Linked DNA regions of Homo sapiens: all the other regions are linked to region 1. Evidence: chromatin contacts called from ENCODE Hi-C or POLR2A ChIA-PET data. All regions are on one chromosome and are shown on one strand. Each heading gives the region's core, a stretch centred on a gene start or an enhancer-like site at or near the end of the contact. The rest is flanking DNA. Distances are from core to core; before and after follow the strand shown.

Region 1 (3,050 bases), core at 352-2,851:
GTGGCTCATGCCTGTAATCCCAGCACTTCAGGAGGCCAAGGCAGGCAGATCACCAGAGGCCGGGAGCTCGAGACCAGCCTGACCAACATGGAGAAAACCCGTCTCTACTAAAAACACAAAATCAGCCAAGCATGATGGTGCATGCCTGTAATCCCAGCTACTTGAGAGGCTGAGGCAGGAGAATCGCTTGAACCCAGGAGGTGGAGATTTCAGTGAGCCATGATTGCGCCACTGTACTCCACCTGGGCAACAAGAGCAAAACGCAAAACTCTGTCCAAAAAAAAAACCTTCTGTTTTAGGCTTAATATTAGCCTTAGCTTGGAGTCACTAGGCTCAAGCTTTGTCATGTCAGAGTTATTCACTTGGTTTTTGAAACTCAGTGTTTGAAAAATCCGTGAAATTACTCAAACACAGTATTTACATAAGGGAAGGAAATTTTAAGATGTCTATTTTTTTTTTAAGACGGAGTCTCACTTTGTCACCAAGGCTGGAGTACAATGGCAAGCTCTCGGCTCACTGCACCTCGCCTCCCAGGTTCAAGCAATTCTCGTGCGTCAGCCTCCCAAGTAGCTGGGATTACAGACGCCTGCCACCAATCCCGGCTAATTTTTGTATTTTTAGTAGAGACGGGGTTTCACTATGTTGGCCAGGCTGGCCTAGAACTCCTGACCTTGTGATCCACCCGCCACGGCCTCACAAAGTGCTGGGATTACAGGCATCAGCCACCGCGCTGGGCCAGGAAGGGGATTTAACCCTAACGCAGTTCCGGTTTTTGTGTCCTTCCCATATTGGCTGAGGTCCCACCGCACAATCTAAGCTGATCCTGGTTGGGCTAGACACAAACTTTTTCCATATAGGGTAAACGCGCGATGTTTTGAGAAAAGGAGAATGGGGAAAAAGAAGGGGTAGGGTTGATTTACAATTTTTACAACTTATGACCAGGAAGTTGAGTCTCTGAAGAGGAACTTAGCTGCCCTAACAACTCCTCAAGTGATCCGCCCGCCTCGGCCTCCCAAACTGCTGCGATTACAGGAGTGAGCCACCTTGCCCAGCCCCATAAATTTTTAATAGGAGAAAAGAGAAACTGTGAACCCAACCCACTAAAGCTCTTCCCATTCGTGAACCCGCACTCCGAGTCAGGATTCTCCCCTGACGACTCTCCCGTGGTCTCTGCACAATCTGGGAGAGAAGCGGCTCTGCGGGTGCGCAGCTGCCCAGCGAGGGCTCCAAGCCAGGGCACAGTCACCGCACAGTGAAGAGACAGGACGCCTGGGGGCTGCGCTATAAGCGCAGCCGCCATCTTATGGCTGAAGGGAACCGAGGCCGAGCTGGGCAAGAACTCCGGCGCAGATTGTGGAGCTGACTAAGGGGATACCTGAGTCCCGCCACCGTCACTTTCCACCGGTTCCAACCAGCCCCTCCCCGTCGCTTGGGATGTCGGACCGGCACTCTCACCATTTCTAGGCTTCCAGGGGTCCTGGTGTCTTAGCTGTGGATCTCCCAATACCTGCAGGTCACAGGGCCACAGAGGCTGGGCCTGTAGGAGCACAGGACACAGAGTAGTGAAGAGGAGACCTGGAGCTCCGGCTGCACCGAGAGACAAAGGACCCGCCAAACCAGAAGCCGCCCTGTTCGGTCCGGCTGCTTGCCTGATTGGACGTTTCCAGCCCAGCGTCCCTGATTGGATAATTCTTAAGGTCCCGCCCCCTCAGGACCTGAGTGACAGAAGATGTGATCACATGCTGGGCTGAGTGAAGAAGAGTAACAGCCTAAGCTGCAGCCTTTTCAGCCAGGGCTTCCTCTCTGAGCTGAGCCACGTCCACCCCAGAGCATGGGAACATTCTCTTTTTTACTCTCTCTTTTTGAATGTATTGAAAAGGTGAACAGAAGTATTTCGTTGTCATATTAATAATACCGTTGGAAGTAAAGTGTTTGGTGTCGCAAAGTGAAACCAGTACTCAGGCAAAAGTTTTTTTAGTAAGGCAATTTACTTCTGCAAAAGGTTTTTGTTTGCATTAATCACGATCGCAAGAGCACCCTGAACAAAGGAGGGAAGGGGTTTTTATTTTTAACGTAAAGTCTCTTCCTCTGTGTTACTCCCCCATGGGCTAGGGTCGGACCCCACAATCTAAACTGACCCGATTGGCTATTTGTAAATATTTTTCCAAATAAGGAAGGGAAGGGGCATGTATAAGTCACAGTGGTGGGACGTGTGGTTTTGAAGGGTGGGAAGGCTGCAGAGTGAGTAATCAAGGGAACAGATGTGAATTATTGATTAGAGCTGTTGGGAAGGAAGGTTGTTACAGTAACTAGGGGCAAGGAGGCATGGAGAACAAGCAAGTTGAGTTTGAGAACAAAGAACAAGAAAGTTAAGACTAAACCTTTGAAGAGGAATTTTATTGTATTTTACAATTTCCCCCTTTTAATTTTTATAATTAAAAAAAAACCTTTTTTTTTGAGATGGAGTTTTTGCTCTTGCTGCCTAGGCTGGAGTGCAATGGCACGATTTTGGCTCACTACAACATTTGCCTCCCAGGTTCAAGCAATTCTCCTGCCTCAGCCTCCCGAGTAGCTGGGAGTACAGGCATGTGCCACCACGACCAGCTAATTTTGTGTCTTTAGTATAGATGGGGCTTCTTCATATTGGTCAGGCTGGTCTCTAACTTCTGACCTCGGGTGATCCGCCCGCATCAGCCTCTCAAAGTGCTGGGATTACAGGCGTGAGCCACTGCGACCACACGCTTTTTAAAACTTTTTAAACATACCTTTACTTTGTTGTTTGACTTGATCTTTTAAAAGGAAAAGTTTATCTGAATAAGGTGGAGGAGAACTAAGGGAGGTTTTCGTAAGTGTCGTTTTTATAAGTCTTTGTACTAGCCCACAGATGCATGGTATGACACAACACCCAACAAGAATTAGTACACCTATTACAACTATAAGAGAAGTAAGAATTGAGGCTATGACTTTTTTTCGTTTACTGAACCACCTCTCTAGCCATTCTGAAAACGTGTTATTGACCCCAGAATTTTTAGCTAATTCATTGGATAAAG
Region 2 (3,050 bases), core at 266-2,765, 1.5 Mb before region 1:
CTCCCTTGAGAGGATACACTCCATACCTCAGGTCATCTTATGGGAGAAAATAAACCAGAAGCTGAGATCCAATGGACACTCTAGCTAACATAACCATGGCAGTTATCTTGGTTTATCCCCAGATAGTACTGAAACCCATGACCAGGAAAAAACCAAAGGGTGGCTGAGGACACATCACCCCATAGATTTTCCAAAGGAGAACTTCGACCCAAAAACATTCTGGTAACATCTCTGTGCCTAGACAAGATGAAAGCAAAAGAGACAGAGATTTACTACAATGCAGTGTCAGGGTATTATTATTTGCCTTCTTTTCATGGGAAATATTTACAAACAGATAACAAATCTCTTTAAATGCACCATTTAACCATTTAATGCTTTGCCAAAAAAATAATTAAAATATGGTATAAAAAAGTACAGTAAAAGACAAATAGGCGATAATGTGAATTAGGGAGGAAAAGGTGGCATTTAGGAACGTCAGAGGAAACTGGAAATTATCTTACTGCAAGCCAGAGTGAGGCCGGAGAAATGGGGGATTGGTTCCAAGACTCTGCTTGGGACACAGGTGAAAAATACAGCAGAAAATCAGTTCCCTGTGGAGTGTGAAAATAATTAAGTGGCAGGCAATTAGACTGAGGTATTTCTAGTCCCTGAATTCTTACTTTAAAAAAAAAATCTAACTCAGGTGCATTATTTTTAATTACTACATTCAGAGAAACAAAATTCAGGCTTCAGCAACTGTAAACTGCCAATTAAGCTCTGATTACATAACCAGGAAATTTTCACCTTTAACGCACATATTAAGAAACCATGTAACTGTACCTAACCAATTAGTAAATTTGGTTTCTTCATCATGCATTTTATAAAAGACTTTCCTTCAAGCCTCTCCCACAGACCACAAACTACAAACCATAGCTGGGTGCTCTACAATTCTAGAACCACTCTTTGATTACATTCTTTAATATTTTTGCAGTGACGCCCATAAATTTTTAATAGGAGAAAATAGCAACTGGGAACCCCACGGACCAAAGCTCTTCCCATTCATGAACCCGCACCCCAAGTCAGGATTCTCCCCTGATGACCCTCCCGTGGTCCCCGCACAATCTGAGAAAGACGCGGCGCTGCGGGTGCAGAACTGCCAGAGAGGACTCCAGGCAGGGCACAGTCACAGTGCAGGGAAGAGACAGGACGCCCGGGGCCCCGGCTGTTGGCGCAGCCGCCAACTTACGGCTGAAGGAGACTGAGGCCGAGCTGGGCAAGGAGAACTCAGGGAGCAGATTGTGGAGCTGACTGCGGGGAGGCCTGAGTCCCGCCACAGCCACTTCCCACCGGTTCCGAGCAACTCCTTCCCCTCTCTCGTGATGTCGGACCCAGCACTCTCACCATGTCTAGGCTTTCAGGGGGTCCTGGCATCTTAGCTATGGATTTCCCAGTATCTTCAGGTCACGAAGCCACACACGCTGAGGACACAGAGCAGTGAAGGGTAGACCTGGAGCTCCGGCAGCAGAGAGAAACAATGGCCCAGCCACATCCCGGAAGCCGTCCTCGCCGCTCCAAATGTGTGCCTAATTGGACGGTTCCCAGTTCTGCGTGTCTGATTGGATACGGTTTAAGGGCCCGCCCCTTCAGGCCCTGAGTGACAGAAGATATGACCAAATGCTGGGCGGAGTGAAGAAAGAGTGATAGCCTAGGCTGCAGCCTTTTCAGGCAGGGCTTCCTCCCTGAGCTGAGCCAGGCACACCTTAGAGGGTATTTTCCCTTAACCTTGTGTATAAGGTCATAAGCACTTATAAATAATATATGGCTATTCACAAATTTAAAAAAATAATTATTTTAAAATTTCAGCTTTTATGACCTTCCTGGCTCCTAGTCCTTTGAACTAGCAGCCTGAGATTTTTAAAAGGAGCCAATCTTATGAAATAAGATGTGAGCCACATGTGAATTTTAAATTTTCTAGTAGCCAGACTTTAAAAATAAAGAAGGGCCGGGCGCAGTGGCTCACGCCTGTAATCCCAGCACTTTGGGAGGCCGAGGCGGGTGGATCGCCTGAGGTCAGGAGTTTGAGACCAGCCTGGCCAACATGATGAAACCCCGTCCCTACTAAAAATAAGAAAAAATAACCAGGCGTGGTGGTGGGCGCCTGTTATCCCAGCTACTCGGGAGGCTGAGGCAAAATAATCGCTTGAACCCGGGAGGTGGAGGGAGGCAGAGGTTGCAGTGAGCCGAGATCGCCCCACTGCACACTCCAGCCTGGTCAACAAGAGTGAAACTCCATCTCAAGAAAAAAAAAGAAGAGAGAAAGAGAGAGAGAGAAAGAAAGAGTGAAAGAGAGAGAGAGAGAAGGAAAGAGGGAAGGAAGGAAAAGGAAGGAAGGAAAAAGAAGAAAGAAAAGTGAAGAGAAGAGAAGAAAGAAAATAAAAGTGAAAGAAAAGAAAGCCGGGTGTAGTGTCCCATGCCTGTTATCTCAGCACTTGGGGAGGCCGAGGCAGGCGGATCACCCGAGGTCAGGAGTGCAAGACCAGCCTAGCCAACATGGTGAAACCCCGTCTCTACAAAAATACAAAAATTATCTGGGTATGATGGCAGGTGCCTGTAATCCCAGCTAATAGAGAGGCTGAGGCAGGAGAATCACTTAAACCCAGGAGGCAGAGGTTGAGGTGAGCCAAGATCACGCCATTGCACTCCAGTCTGGGAAACAGAGCAAGACTCCATCTCAAAAATAAAAAAATTTTAAAAAGAAGGAGAAGAAACAGGTGAAATTCATTGTAACAATTTAATTAACCCAATATATCCAAAATATTATCATTGTAATATGTGAGCAATATGTAAAGATTAATGAAGTATATATATATTTGGAACTGTATCTTTGAAACTAACTCTGTATTTTACCTTTCTAGCAAATTGCAGCGACATTCCAGGCACCCAGTAGCCGGCCATACATGGCCAATAGCTGTTGTATTGAATGTGTCAGCTCTGACGTCAGGAAGGTGAAGGGTCTGAACGTCCATATTCTGCCAGTGGTGAGGGGACAGCCTCTCTCTACCAAAGTCTCT
Region 3 (3,050 bases), core at 358-2,857, 1.2 Mb before region 1:
TACCTTTTCAAAATAAGAGTAAACTAGAAGATTCCTCTCAGCCCCAGGGCATCCACTTGCTTCCTTGAGAGGATACACTCCATATTTCAAGTCGTCCTATGGAAGAAAATAAACCAGAAGCTGATATTCACTAGGCACTTTAGCTGACATAACCACGGTGGATATCTTAGTTCATCCCCAGACAGCACTGAAACCCACGACCAGAAAAAAACTAAAAGGTGGCTGAGGACACATCACCCCATAAAGTTTCCAAAGGAAAACCTTGACCGAAAAACATTCTGACAAGATCTCTGTGCCTAGAGAAGATACAAGGAGAAAAGGCACAGAGAGTTTTAACAATACAGTATCAGGGGATTATTCTTTGCTTTCTTCTCATGGGAAATATTTACAGATATTTTTTTTAAAAAATCTTTTAAAAAACTTTTTGAAAAGCGTCATTTAATGCTTTGTCAAAAAATAATTAAAATACGGTATAGAAAAGTACACTAAAAGACAAATAGGCGATAACGTGAATTAGGGAGGAAAAGCTGGCATTTGGAAACACCAGAAGGAACTGGAAATTTAGTATCTTACTGCAAGCCAGAGGGAGGCTGGAGAAATGAGGAATGGGGGTTAGACTTAAGACCCTGCTTGGGACACAGGTGAAAAATGCAGCGGAAAATCAGCTCCCCATGGACTGTGAAAATAATTAAAAGGCAGGCAATTAGACGGAGGTGTCTTTAGTCCCTGGGTTCCTACTTTAAAAAAATCTAACTGACGTACATTTTTCAGTAAATTACTACATTGAGAGAAACAAAACTCAGCCCTAACCAACTATAAACTGCCAATTAACCTCTGATTACATAATCAGGAAATTTTCACCTTTATTGTACAAATTAAGAAACTATGTAACTCTACCTAACCAATTACTGAATTTGGTTTTCTTCATCATGCTTTTTATAAAAGTCTTTTCTTCAAGTCCCGCCCATGAAGCACAAATTACAAACCACAGCTGGGTGCTCCACAATTTTTGAATCACTCTTTGATTAAATTATTTAATGTTTTTATAGTGACTCCCATATATTTTTAACAGAAGACAAGAGGAACTGGGAACTCCACGGAACAAAGCTCTTCCCATTCATGAACCCGCACCCCGAGTCAGAACTGTCCCCTGAAGACCCTCCCGTGGTCCCTGCACAATCTGGGAAAGACGCGGTGCTGCGGGTGCAGAGCTGCCCAGAGAGGGCTCCAGGCCAGGGCACAGTCACTGTGCAGTGAAGAGACAGGACGCCTGGGGTCCCGACTGTCAGCACAGCCGCCATCTTATGGCTGGAGGGGACTGAGGCCGAGCTGGGCAAGGAGAACTCGGGGCGCAGACTGTGGAGCTGACTGCGGGGAGGCCTGAGTCCCGCCACAGCCACTTCCCACCGGTTACAACCAGCCCTTCCCCTCTCTCGGGATGTCCGACCCGGCACTCTCACCATTTCTAGGCTTTCAGGGGGTCCCGGTGTCTTAGCTGTGGGTCTCCCAATACCTGCAGGTCACAGGGCCACAGATGTTGGGCCTCTAGGAGCAGAGGACACAGAGCAGCGAAGGGGAGACCTGGAGCTCAGGCTGCGGCGAGAGACAAAGGCCCCGCCACATCCCGGAAGCCGTCCTGTCCGCTCCAGCTGCGTGCCTGATTGGACGGTTCCCAGCCTAGCGTCGCTGATTGGATAACGTTTAAAACCCCACCTTCTCAGGCCCTGAGTGACAGAAGATGCGAACAGATGCTGGGCTGAGTGAAGAAAGAGTGACAGCTTAGGCTGCCGTCTTTTCAGGCAGGGCTTCCTCCCAGAGCTTAGCCAGGCCCACCCCAGAGGGAATTTGTATTTAACCTTGTGTGTAAAGTCACATGCATTTATAAATAACATACTGTATGCCTATTCACAAATGAAAAGAATATAATAACAATTATTTTAAAATTTCGGATTTTATGACCTTCCCGGCTTCTGGTCTTTCAGCAGGCCGTCTGAAATTTTAGAACGGAGGTAATTTTCTGAAATAAAATGTGAGCCATATGTAAATTTTAAATTTTCTAGTAACCAAACTTAAAAAAAAAAAGTAACAGGTTGAATTGATTGTAACAATTTAATTAACCCAATATATCAAAAAATTTTCATTTTAATGTGTGAGAAATATGTGATTATTAATAAAGTATATAAATATTTGAAACTAAATCTTTGAAACTAACTCTGTATTTTACCTTTCTAGCACATCGCAGTTCAGACCAGGAACATTCCAGGCACTCAGGAGCCACACATGACCAAAGCTTCCACATTGAAGTGCAGCTCTGATGTCGGGAGGTGAAGGGCCCCAGCAAACCTTTTCTGCCAGAGGTGAAGGAAAAGCCTCTCCCTACCAACATCTCCCTTCAGTTCTGAGGGTGGAACAGATAGTGGCCATAGAAAGAGCAGAGGGCAGCAAGAACAAAATAACCACAAGGAGACCACTGATAGCCACCTGTTGCCCATTTTCTTCCAGAGATCAGACAGTGAAGAAAGAATGTTGGGGCCACAGGATAATAAAACTCTGTGTCTTCAGATCTGTCCACACTCTTGACCTCAAATGTTTAGATATGGAGAAAACAGATTAAAGGCAAAACTTATTTTGCTATTGGCCTTGGCCCTAATGGTCAGGCCGTAGTTATCTGTTTTCTCCTGTGGTGTGTGGGACTGTGTGGGTATAAGCACCAATCACATGCATACATGTCTACGTGTATTTCTGCATTACTCAACATTCTCTTACAAGTCACCCAACTTTAAATCAGGGGAAAAAATCAGTACCTATAGGGTGCCCACTGTTAGAAGGTAACTAGTAATCAACCTGTCATAGAATCCTGGTGTCCTATCTGCACGGGGTGCATGTATTAGTTAGCTATTGTAGCATAACAAATCGTCCAAAACTTATTAGTTCATAATTGAGATGGTCAGCCATTTAGGCTAGACTGAGTGGGGCCGTTCTTCTAGTCTCAGCTGAGCTCTTTGAGACACGTATCATCAGCTGCTTGTTGACTAGCCAGCTGTGCTTCT
Region 4 (3,050 bases), core at 289-2,788, 1.2 Mb before region 1:
TTACAATACAGTGTCAGGGGATTATTCTTTGCTTTCTTCTCATGGGAAAGTTACAAACAGGTAACAAACCTTTTAAAAAGCGTCATTTAAAGCTTTGTCAAAAAATAATTAATTAAAATATGGTATACAAAAGTACACTAAAAGACAAACAGGTGATAACGTGAATTAGGGAGGAAAAGCTGGCATTAGGGAATGCCAGGAGGAACTGGAAATTTAATATCTTACTGCAAGCCAGAGTGAGGCTGGAGATATGGGGGACGGGAGGTTAGATTTAAGACAGTGCTTGGGACACAGTTGAAAAATGCACCAGAAAATCAGTTCCCCATGGAGTGTGAAAATAATTAAGCGGCGGGAAATTAGACTGAGGTGTCTCTAGTCCCTGGATTCCTACTTTTAAAAAAATCTGGCTGGGCGCGGTGGCTCACGCCTGTAATCCCAGCACTTTGGGGAGGCCGTGGAGGGCAGATCACCTGAGGTCGGGAGTTCGAGACCAGCCTGACCAACATGCAGAAACCCGTCTCTACTAAAACCACAAAATTAGACGGGCGTGGTGGCGCATGCCTGTAATCCCAGCTACCTGGGAGGCTGAAGCATTGGATCGCTTGAACCCGGGAGGCAGAGGTTACGGTGAGACAAGATCGCCCCATTGCACTCCAGCCTGGGCAACAAGAGCGAAACTCCATCTTAAAAAAAAAAAATCTAACTGAGGTGCATTTTTAGTAAATTACTACATTGAGAGAAACAAAATTCATCCTTAACCAACTATAAACTGCCAATTAACATCTAATTACATAACCAGGAAATTTTCACCTTTATTTTACAAATTAAGAAACTATGTATCTGAACCTAACCAATTACTGAATTTGGTTTTCTTCATCATGCTGTTTATAAAAGTCTTTACTTCAAGCCCCGCCCATAAACCATAAATTACAAACCACAGCTGGGTGCTCCACAATTTTTGAATCACGCTTTGATTAAATGCTTTAGTGTTTTAACGGTGACTCCCATACATTTTCAACAGAAGAGGAACTGGAACCCCACGGACCCATTCATAAACCCGCACCCCGAGTCAGGATTCTACCCCTGGGACCCTCCAGTGGTCCCTGCACAATCCGGGAGAGACGCGCCGCTGAGGGTCCAGAGCTGCCCTGAGAGGACTCCAGGTCAGGGCCCAGTCACTGCGCAGGGAAAAGACAGGACGCCCGGGATCCCGCAGTCAGCGCAGCCGCCATCTTATGGCTGAAGGGGACTGAGGCCGAGCTGAGCAAGGAGAACTCCGGGCGCAGATTGTAGAGTTGACTGCGGGGAGGCCTAAGTCCCACCACAGCCACTTCCCACCGCTTACAACCCGCCCCTTCCCCTCTCTCGGGATGTCGGACCCGGCACTCTCACCATTTCTAGGCTTCCGGGGTACCTGGCGTCTTAGCTGTGGATCTCTCAATACCTGCAGGTCACAGGGCCACAGAGGCTGGGCCTCTGCGAGCAGAGGACACAGGGCAGTGAAGGCGAGACCTGCAGCTCCAGCTGCAGCGAGAGACAAAGGCCCCGCCACATCCCCGAAGCCGTCCTGTCCGCTCCAGCTGCAGGCCTGATTGGACGGTTCCCAACCCAGCGTCGCTGATTGGATAACTTTTAAAACCCCACCTTCTCGTGCCCTGAGTGACAGAAGATGTGATCAGTTGCTGGGCTGAGTGAAGAAAGGGTGACAGCCTAGGCTGCAGCCTTCTCAGGCAGGGCTTCCTCCCAGAGCTGAGCCAGGCCCACCCCAGAGGGAATTTGCCTTTAAACTTGTGTGTAAAGTCATATGCATTTATAAATAATATATGGCTCTTCACAAAGGAAAAAATATAATTTTATAATAACAATTATTTTAAAATTTCAGATTTTATGACCTTCCTGGCTTCTTTCTGGTCTTTGAGCAGGCAGGCTGAGATTTTAGAAAGGAGGTAATCCTCTGAAATAAAATGTGAGCCATATGTGAATTTTAAGTTTTCTAGTAGCCAAACTTGAAAAAGAAACAAGAACAGGTTGAATTGATTGTAACAATTTAATTAACCCAATATATCAAAAAAATTTTCATTTTAATGTGTGAGAAATATGTAATTATTAATAAAGTATATAAATATTTGGAACTAAATCTTTGAAACTAACTCTGTATTTTACCTTTCTAGCATCGCACTTCAGACCAGGCGCCACACATGGCCAATAACTGCCACATTGAAGTGCAGCTCTGATGTCAGCGGTGTGAAGGGCCCAAGCAAACCTTTTCTGCCAGAGGTGAAGGAAGAGCCTCTCCCTACCAACATCTCTCTTCCGTTCCGGGGGTGGAACAGATAGTGGCCAAAGAAAGAGGAGACGGCAGCAGGAATAAAATAATTACAAGTAAAGCACTGCTGGATGAGATCACAGGCGCGCGCCACCATGCTCGGCTAATTTTTTGTATTTTTAGTAGACACGGGGTTTCACCATGTTGGCCAGGCTGGTCCTGAACTCCTGACCTCAGGTGATCTGCCCGCTTTGGCCTCCCAAAGTGTTGGGATTACAGGCGTGAGCCACCGCACCCAGCCTCAAAATGTTTTTTCTTTCTTTTTTTTTAATTTTAAAAAATGATGGGAACATGTCAAAGGGAGCCAGCCTGAAAGAACTCCCAATGGTCCATCCTGGAACAATGTTAGCATCCAAATGAATAATTAGAGCACTGACCTATAAAATAAATCAAGTCAAATAAATAAATACCCATGCATTTACACTGATACACAAAAAACTTTAAATAAATAAAAAAGAAAAAAGGATAGGGAAATTTTTTTTTACAGAATTCCAAATACTAATCAACATAGATAAAATGCTAAAGAAACCATCACAAAACCACCAGTTATTATTGTATCCAAGGTTAACTGAGGAGTGTAAAAATTGTAAATAACACTTAAAAAATAAGCATTGTATTTGCATAGCACCAAAGTATCTGACTAAATTGTACCCTTCAGTTTTAAAGCAACCTATCACTATTAAAAGCAACAATTATGACTCTTTGTTACTGGATTTATAATATG

What was found. A loop is a pair of places that touch in the nucleus more often than their neighbours do. ChIA-PET counts read pairs that join two places held with the same protein, here RNA polymerase II (POLR2A). Pooled maps may share reads with other maps.
Region 2: a pooled map shows a loop between it and region 1 (4-fold over the local background). The contact joins the promoter of ZNF493 here to the promoter of ZNF93 in region 1. A Hi-C loop is called at or near these places in 6 of 50 pooled maps. POLR2A ChIA-PET finds 5 or more read pairs at or near these places in 2 of 52 experiments (AG04450 and naive thymus-derived CD4-positive, alpha-beta T cell).
Region 3: a loop to region 1 is called in a pooled map, with 12 times the contacts of the local background. The contact joins the promoter of ZNF431 here to the promoter of ZNF93 in region 1. A Hi-C loop is called at or near these places in 6 of 50 pooled maps. POLR2A ChIA-PET finds 5 or more read pairs at or near these places in 2 of 52 experiments (AG04450 and Caco-2).
Region 4: a pooled map shows a loop between it and region 1 (6-fold over the local background). The contact joins the promoter of ZNF714 here to the promoter of ZNF93 in region 1. A Hi-C loop is called at or near these places in 4 of 50 pooled maps. POLR2A ChIA-PET finds 5 or more read pairs at or near these places in 2 of 52 experiments (A673 and AG04450).

What each region holds. Positions count from the first base shown.
Region 1 is chr19:19,899,497-19,902,546 of GRCh38, reverse strand. ZNF93 (zinc finger protein 93) reads right to left here and starts at 1,601. Exons shown (of 4, transcript NM_031218.4): 1 at 1,456-1,601. The coding sequence starts at 1,458. RefSeq lists enhancers at 1-399, 948-1,497, 1,032-1,631.
Region 2 is chr19:21,395,598-21,398,647 of GRCh38, reverse strand. ZNF493 (zinc finger protein 493) reads right to left here and starts at 1,515. Exons shown (of 4, transcript NM_001076678.3): 1 at 1,381-1,515. The coding sequence starts at 1,410. RefSeq lists a silencer at 1,238-1,476.
Region 3 is chr19:21,140,597-21,143,646 of GRCh38, reverse strand. It overlaps ZNF431 (zinc finger protein 431), which reads right to left and starts at 1,607. Exons shown (of 5, transcript NM_133473.4): 1 at 1,461-1,607; 2 at 4-96. The coding sequence starts at 1,463. RefSeq lists enhancers at 1-320, 1,102-1,581.
Region 4 is chr19:21,080,691-21,083,740 of GRCh38, reverse strand. ZNF714 (zinc finger protein 714) reads right to left here and starts at 1,538. Exons shown (of 5, transcript NM_182515.4): 1 at 1,393-1,538. RefSeq lists an enhancer at 1,050-1,199.